Regions from separate parts of the Homo sapiens genome. Here region 2 is linked to region 1. The links are chromatin contacts, found by Hi-C in ENCODE. All regions are on one chromosome and are shown on one strand. Each heading gives the region's core, a stretch centred on a gene start or an enhancer-like site at or near the end of the contact. The rest is flanking DNA. Distances are from core to core; before and after follow the strand shown. Region 1 holds the start of SNX9 (sorting nexin 9). Region 2 overlaps ZDHHC14 (zDHHC palmitoyltransferase 14).

Region 1 (4,298 bases), core at 958-3,457:
AACAACAACAAAAAACTTCTAGAAATGAGGTCTCACTATGTTGCCCAGGCTGGTGTTGAACACCTGGGCTTAAGCAATCCTTCCACCTTAGCCCTCCACCATTACTTCTAAAAAATAAAACCAGGGTTATGAAATTGTTCTGGTGGGAAAAGCTTGAAGTCTCTAGTCTTCTTGCTTTCATGGTGCTGGGTGCCCAGGATGACTATTTGCATAGGATTTGCCAGATGAGCATGTGGAAAGGCCTGTCTTCACAGGTGTGCCCCTAACTTTGCACCTTCCTATCAAGGGATGCATTGTTGAACGGCTGCAGAGAGAGCTGTACCCAGCCTTCACATTTAAAAGAATATGGAAAACTCATTACTTATGACATTGCCTGAGTTCAAATCCTGGCTTTTCCACATACTAGTGTGTGCTCTTAGCCAAGTTATTTCTTCCATTGTTTATTAAAATATAACTGCTGTTTTTAAATGAAGTCATATATACACATGGTCAAAAACTCTGACAACAGGATCTGGCGAATCTTTCTCAGAAATTTTCTAGGAATGTGTCACATATTTCCTTTTTTTTTTTTTTTTTACATAAATGTACCATACATAATGTTCTTTTTATCTTTCTTAACACCTCTTAGAATATTATCATTTTCTTACGGGCTTCCTAGTATTTTTGTTTGAATGGATGTATCTTATTTACTGAAACAGTCCTGTTAACAAACACATAGGTTGCTTTCTGGTTGGAGTTATTACAGAACAATCTTTGATGAACATCTTTGAACACTTGTACAAGTGTTTGACAGGATAAATTCCCAGGAGGGCTGCTGGGTCCAAGGCTACGGTCATTTTCGATTTGAATAAGTATTACCAAATGGGCAAGTTATTTAAGTGATCCCTGAGTCGCTCTTCTTTGTAAACAGTGGACAATAATGAGTTTCTCAAATGTTTCTTATAAGGATTAAATGAGATGGGGATGTGGAAGCCTAGTATACAGCAAGCAGGCCGTCAATGAATGTTGGCCTCCCAATATTTTTTTTTACGGAGAAAGACAACTATTTATGCATATTATGATGACTATAGCTTAACCATGAGCTCAACAAACACAAAAATTCACAGAAAATTCTGCAATACCGTATCTATTTTAAACCCCATTATTGAATATAACTAGTGAAATCTCAGGTCAAATAGAATGTATTTAAGAAGACACAAACTTGACATTAAACACCAGAGATTTACATTTGATAGTTGTCTCTTCTTACAAATATATCCCTCATAATAATAAAAAAGCACTCCACTAGTATGCCAATTAAGACACATCTTCCAGTCGTGTTTTGTCCTTGAGTGAAAAATCTTGCTGCTCAATTCAAGTCATTCGTTTATTCATAACACCCATATATATATCTCCAACTCTGGAAAGAAACACTGACAGAAAGATGGAAAATTTTAGAGACCTCGTTTCCACTTCAGAGAGCCTGTTGTCCCCCAAACCTCTCGGGCCCTCCGGTATTTTTAAGCTTATCAAGATTCCAGAATGAGGTTAACGGGGCGTCACAGAACGAAACCCCCCACCGTCCCGTCCCAGGGGCTTCAAGCCAGGACCCCGGCCTGAGGGAGCCTCCGGGCAGGAGGAAGAGGCCCAGGAAGCCATCGCTCCGCTCCTTCCCAGCTGTTTATGTGGTACTCAGGGTACTCGGCCAAGGGCACGGCGACCCCGCAACACCCCAGGCGTGGGGCAAAGACAGCGGGGTTGCGGGGCTCCTGTCTGCCCGGGGCGTCGAGAGTTCCTGCCGCCCCCTCCCGCCTCATGCACGGAAAGCGCCGAGCCACGGCGTGCGGCGCCGGCCGAGCGTGAACCGGAGTCGGGGTTCGGCTACCCCGAGCGGCTCTGTGGGCCGCGGATCGCTTCCCCTGGGGCGGCCACGCAGGGTTGCGGGCCATGGCCTGGGGCGCCCGTCCGGACCCCGCCGCTGCGCGGGACGCCGCTCCCAGCCTCGACCAAGGGCGCCCGGGGGCGGCGGCGGCGGCGGCGGCGGTGACTGCCCGGGGCGGCGGCGCGGCGCGGGGGCGGCCAGGAGGCGAGGAGGCCGGGCCGCGGCCGAGGGCCCAGGGCGCGCTTCCGGCGGGCGTCGCGCGCGCCGCGGTAAATGGGAGGCTCGGCCGACAGGGGCGGGGGCCGCGCAGCCGGGGACTTTCAGGAACTGCAGGAGCGTGCGGCGCGGGAGTAGCCGAGCGCCCAGCGGCTGGGCCTGAGCGTCGAGACTCGGGGCCGAGGCGGAGGAGCGGCCGCCGCGCCGGGGCCCAGCCGGAGCCGCCGCCCTCGCCCTTGCCTTTGCCTGCGCGGCTCAGAATCACCATCCGCGGCGCGGGAGACGAGCCGGCCGTCCCGGGCCGGGGGACCCGCCCGCCATGGCCACCAAGGTGAGGGGCGCGCGGCGCAGGCCGGGCCGGTCGCTCAGGCCCGGGGCGGCGCGGAGAGGGTCGGGGCCGGGGCCGCGGGGAGGGTCGGGGCCAGGGGTGGTCGAGGGGCCACTCCGCTTCCTCGGTGGAGTCCCCGGGCGGGTCCGCGGCCCAGCCAGTCCCTTCTGGGCATGGGTGCGGCGGGCAGTGCAGACAGACCACCAGGATCGCACCGGGGGACGGCGTCGGGTCTGGGCGCGGGTTGGGACCCCGGGCGCAGCGAGGTTTGGGAAGTTTGCACCTGAGCGTGGGCTGCGGCGGGCTCGCCGGGAGGGGCCGCGGGACGGAAACTTCCCGCAGCCCGGGGAGGCCCCCGAGGCGACTGGCGCTCTGTGGCGTCCGGCGTCCCCGCCGCCCCCACGTCCCCTCCCGCTGCCGCCTGGGGGACCCTCGCCCCCGCGGGGCGGGTGGGGGTCGAGACCTCGGCGGAGAGGACGCGGCGCTTCCCGTCCCGGCCTGCGGGGGCTCGCGGCCGGGGAGGGACCGAGGCTGGGACGCCCCGCGCCCCTTTGCCTTCGCTGCTGTTATTTTTTTCTTTTGTTTTGCTACCTTTTCATTGTGAATGGCATTGCCGGCATGAATAAAATATCAAGAGGGAAATGACTGTGCTTTCGATTACGTGTTTGCCTGAAAAAAGGCCCAGGCCCGAATTACGTGGTGGAACTTTGACTCCTGCTTCGTCATTGGCTAGGAGCGGTGGTTTGCTTGTTTTACGTTATTGTTTATGAAATTAGCAGTCACTCTTGGCTACCTGAATTTTCAAAAGCCACCCTCCCCCGCTCCTTTTCCTTGGGCGTTTTCAGTAGTTACTTGATGTAGAATAGCCACTGGGGAAGTCACGGTCACGGAAGGGAGGACCTGGGGGAGGAGGCTCTATACCTGAGCCATTAACTGATCTGTGATACACTGTGAGGAGTGGGTTTACTTTTGCACTTAGTTTTTGTAATGTCACTTTGTTAGCATCAGCACCCCTTTGTCTATTTGTTTTTGAGATCTCTGAGCTACTTTTGGGTTGCTAGAAACGTTATTTTTTATTTTTCGATAGGTGTTTGCTTTTTTTGTGGAGTGTTAAGGTAGAAAATGGTAAGAAATGTGAAATCTCTTTGAAAGATCAGCATTGCTTGACTTCGGTCTGCTAGATGTTGTGCTGTGGTAAATTTTGTGCTCTGAATCCATCTAGGTGCAGCGTTTGTAGAGAAATGGGGATTCTCCTCCAGGGAACCTGTTGCTGCTGTTACTGAAATAATTACCTTCTTGTTAATATATTATTGCCTGTGCTGTGCTTTGGTTTTATTAATGCGATAGAACTTGCCACCTTTTTAACGTATTAATTTTGTGTTGACCTTTTTAAAAATAAAACTTAGGCCAAGGATTTCTAAGGAAATTTGATTTTGAGGTTTGTTGCCAGACATTCCAGAAATTACCAGTTACACATCCTAGTACATGCTCATCTTGCAACCTTAAAAGCGGTTTATAGGCCGGGCGCGGTGGCTCACTCCCACCTGTAATTCCAGCACTTTGGGAGGCCGCGGTGGGTGGTTCACCTGAGGTCGGGAGCTCGAGACAAGCCTGGCCAATATGGTGAAACCCTGTCTCTACTAAAAATACAGAAATTAGCTGGGCGTGGTGGCGCGCGCCTGTAGCCCCAGCTGCTCTGGAGGCTGAGGCAGGAGAATCGCTTGAACCCGGGAGGCGGAGGTTGCAGTGATCCGAGATCGCGCCACTGCACTCCAGCCTGGGCGACAGAGCGAGACTCCGTTTGAAAAAAGAAAAGACGAGACTCCGTTTGAAAAAAGAGAAGACGGTTTATGACATAGAGATCTGTCTAGTGGTGGTCAGTGTGTTTTTACA
Region 2 (4,298 bases), core at 1-2,500, 270 kb before region 1:
GAATTGTGCCAAAAAAATTATCTCCCGACATTGCCAAATGTCCCCTTGGGCACAAAGTCACCCCCAGTAGAGAACCACTGCTGTAATGTGAACTGAATTTGTGAGGGCTGAAGGGACCGTCCGCCTAGGAGGGGATCAGGAGGGATTAATCACGGGAGGCCTCTGGAGGACAGAGATGCACGCTGGATTCACAAGACACGCAGGCCATGAATGGCCGGAGGAGGCGGTACTGGGATGCGGGGCGGCAGAGACCAGGAGAAGGGAGGTGTTATTTTACAAACTAGCGACTGAACAGGAAAATATGGGGACCCCAGCTAGATGTCTTCAGCTGCCAAGCGTGGCGTACTCGGAGTAATTAGTGGATTTGGTTCGTGTTGTGGTGGGTCATAGCTGCACAAGGCAGGCGTCAGCAGGCAGGAAAGCAGAGCCAGCAGAGAGGACAGGGGTGGGGGGTGGAGGGTGGGAAGGGGGGATGGCCAGCACCCCACAGCGCTCGCTGTCCCCGGGCCCCATGTGTGTGTGTTCCACATGCCCATCAGTCCTCTCGGCAGCCCTCTAAGCCAGAGGCTACTGTGATTCCCACTTTACAGCTGGAAAAACTGAGGCACGCAAAGGACGAGTAACTCCCAAAGCCTCTCAACTAGTAATCAGCAGAGCACAGCTCAAAGGCCTGCCTGGCCGCTGAGCTCATGCCCTCACTGTGCTGTTTGGTAGGGGTTAAGGCAGTGCCAGGGGATGGAGCTCCTGTCGCCAGCAGGCGGAACGGGTCTCGAATCCAGGCAGTCAAACAAGGTTTGAAAGGAATACAAATGCCTACCCTAATTGACAGCACAGTCAGGAGCACGTACAGAGTGAGACTGAACAAGAAAGCCAGAGATGGAGTCCAGGGAGACAGCTCAGAGCCGAGGCCCCGGGGCTGGAACAGGGGACACGAGGCTGGTGTTGAAGCAAAGGCTGGAGCAGAGTGACAGGTGGGGACAGAAAGGGGAAGAGATGGCTGCCACCAGCTGAAGGACAGGCCCGGGCGGGTTCCAGGCGAGCTGAAGAGTGCTGACTCTGGTGGAGAAGCCAGTGAGAGGTGGGGCTGATGAGGAGGAAGAGTTGCGGGCACTGAGGGGCTCGGGTTAGAGATGAGGCCAGGCCTGTATCAGGGAACTGGAGCGCAGAGGGATCCCTCCAAGAGACACTGAGGGAGGACTCAGTCCTCTTTCTCCACGAGGGAAAGGCCGAGAGCCTGGACCAGACCATGCCACTCCGGGCTGTGTCCTGGGGAGGCCGCTCAGCCCTCCAGCTGCAGTCACCTTCTCTGAACCAGGGGCAAAATAGCACCACCTGAACTGCCGGGCTGCTCGGAGAATGACATGAAATATTGCACCTGCGGGCCTAGCACAGCCTCTCGCACGCTGTAGCAGGAGAGGAGGATTTGCTAGTGGTGACTAGGTCAGGGCAGAGTGGGAAATTGCAGCCAAATTAAACAGAGGGGCAGGGCCAGCACCACGGGCGGGCAGAGGACCTGTGCCAGGCTGGTGGCTCTGGGAGGGTTCTGCCAGGCGTCAGGATTGGTAGGGGTGCCTGTTCTGATAGAAGGGAAAAGAAACTTGACTTTTGCCATGTTAGGATTTTAGTCTCCAATGGCTCATCCTATAATATATATGGATTTTATAGACATGGACAGAAAGTGCACAGTTGATTTTCACATTCGGCAGAGGTGAGTCGTTGGTTAGATGTGTCCAGCATGCGTTAGATGGAAGAATGAGATGAAAACAAAACGTTATTTTAGGGGCAAGACTTTGGTTGTCCTTATTTGCAAATTTAGCTCTAAGAATAACTTCAAGACAAGGAAGGGGTTTGTGGTCCACCTCTTGTCAGCTGGGTCCATTGCTATCTGCAGACTTCCTCGTTTCATTTCTGTAACCACTGAGAGGAGTGTGAGCAATAGATGGCTCTCAGCTCAGTGCTCCCAAGCAAATAGACTAGCAAAGGAATGGCGGCCACTCCCCTGTGGGAGGCCCATGCTGTGCAATCCGGGCAGAGTACTGGGGACTGCTCTCACTTCCGTCACCCTTATTGGGATAAATAGTGAATTTCCCCTGATTTCCAATGAATGATTTTGATTGGCCAAGCCAGCGCTGTCCAGTAGTCTATAATGTGAGCCACACATGCAAGCCACACATGGTAAATTTTCCAGCAGCCACTGTATAATAGTAAAAAGAAGCAGGTGAAGTTCACTTTAATAGTATGTTTTATTTAGCCCAGTTATTGGGAGTATGATCATTTGAAAAGTAATCAATATGTAAAGATATTTAAAGTATTGAGATATGTTACATTCTCTTTTTTTGTACTAAATCTTTGAGATCTAGCCACAATATGTGTGCCCAAGAGCCCCCTGCAGACAGTGGCCAGCACCTTGGACAGCATAGATCTAAACTCCTCAACCGACATGCTGCCATTCCCAGAAATGGCTGATAATTACTCTGAGCCAGGTGACATTCATGTCCCCCTGATCCCCTTTTGACAGATGCCTGGTATTCTGATGGTTCATTTCTGACCTGGCTAGTCTGCATTACACAGGGAAACTGTTCAAGAGCCATGGATCACCCAGAGCGCCCACAGGTAGGCCGTTCAGTGACAAGAGTAGCCAATCGAGAGGGCTGACACCCAGCTGTTACCAAGTCTAGAGGAAAACAAAACTAATGACTCTGGTGCAAACATGGAATCCAATTTTGTGGAGAGGAGGAATTTCTAATATAAGAAAAGCAATGGCCCATCAGTAAAGAAAGATTGGATTCAGGCAAAAGCAATGAAAGACTCAGAATTGTGTTTTTGGTTTTATGTCTTCTGTTTGGGATCCTCATTTCAGGCCCTTATGATTCTGTTTTTCCACTTGACAGTGCACAGGGTGGTTGTAAGGAGTCATTACTAAAACAAAAATGATTGGGATGGCATTTTGCAAAAATCACCAAGTGAACTTTGGTGGTAAAAAAAAAAAAGCAAACAAACAATAAAACAAAGTTCAAGTAATGTAGATCAGAGATTCCTCTTCCCTGCTGTAGGAACTTTCTAGGGGAGAAGCATCTGGAAGCAGGACTTGCAGGCACAGCTGCTCAGCCCCCAACCTCGGAGGGTGGATTTCCCCCCAGCTCTCTAATACAAATGAAAGTGAGCCCTTTGAGTCTAATCACACTTCCCAACTCTTACAGCTCAAAACACACAAACAATGAGCTTTTTCAAGCTCCCCATGAAGCTCTGCCGAGATAAAAGCAGTTAACAACCACTCTTCCATGATGATAAATGGTTGTTGGTTTTCTTTAATCAATATTTTAATAACTATTTGCACACTTTGACAATTATGACTACAGAGAGACTGATGGTGATTACAGAAGCAGATTGCAAAGGTGATTCACGAGGATGTGGTGGTCGGCCATCTCTCTGGGACAAGTGGGCTTTAGCCGGGAACCTGCTGCCCCACAGGCTTCTGAAGCAGGTGTACTGTAGCTATTGCGTGGGCAGCTGATGTGGCAACAGTCGGCCCCGCTTCCTGGCTGACGCGCTCTTCTCCAGGACAGCTTTGCTCCCCAGCAAGTGCAGCAAAAATTCACTCCAGAATCAGTCACTTGCCTCTTTCCGTGGGCATGACTTTAGAGCCATTGGCTTTAGAGCTGAGTTGGCCACCACCCTGTGCCTGCATGAGTGGAAAGAATCCGCTCAAGCTGGAACTGCCCTCAGGTCTCCCAAGGAGAGCCCAGCCACCCTGCCATCTTGAAGGGCATCTTCCTGGAATAACAGCATGCTCATGTTTCCTGGCACTTCTTCTCATTCTCAGTTAAAGACATACTCCATTCATTGTTTTCACTGTTTTGTTTTTCCCCACTTCAAGCTCCAGGTTGTCATGAATACTATTTTGGAGTTGGACCCATTATAAATGTTTTGTCCAGAAAAGAGTCTGGAAGGAAAGCTCTGAAACGTCTGGATTTACAGAGAGAGAATTAGGAGCTGTCTTTCTACATTGTGTCAAGTTTTAGAAATAAACATGAAGAACCAAAATAATAAAATGATGGAAAAAATTCACTGTGAAAGAAGTTGAAATAGGCCCCCATGGACAGGGCTGCAGGGAGCAAAATAGAAACCTTACTTGAAAATAAACATGAAGATGTTCATGATAGAGTTATTTATAATAGTGTAAAGGAAGTAGAAGCAATTTCTATGCATACCAGGAGGGAAATGGATACACGAATTACACTATACGTCTATGATGAATTACACTATACCTTTCCACTCATGCAGGCACAGGGTGGTGG

Evidence for each region. A loop is a pair of places that touch in the nucleus more often than their neighbours do. Pooled maps may share reads with other maps.
Region 2: a pooled map shows a loop between it and region 1 (2.0-fold over the local background). The contact joins the enhancer-like site here to the promoter of SNX9 in region 1. A Hi-C loop is called at or near these places in 13 of 37 single-sample maps with no recorded cell type and 6 of 50 pooled maps.

What each region holds. Positions count from the first base shown.
Region 1 is chr6:157,821,039-157,825,336 of GRCh38, forward strand. It overlaps SNX9 (sorting nexin 9), which reads left to right and starts at 2,208. Exons shown (of 18, transcript NM_016224.5): 1 at 2,208-2,408. The coding sequence starts at 2,397. RefSeq lists a silencer at 2,017-2,336 and an enhancer at 2,987-3,036.
Region 2 is chr6:157,555,806-157,560,103 of GRCh38, forward strand. All of the region lies in intron 2 of ZDHHC14 (zDHHC palmitoyltransferase 14), which reads left to right. Among named protein-coding and RNA genes, the nearest start is that of MIR3692, 29 kb to the left of the region's middle. RefSeq lists enhancers at 906-1,215, 914-1,699. Within about 2 kb of position 1,251, at least 5 of the 41 ENCODE cell types and tissues checked have a DNase peak (open chromatin) inside an H3K27ac peak, as active enhancers do.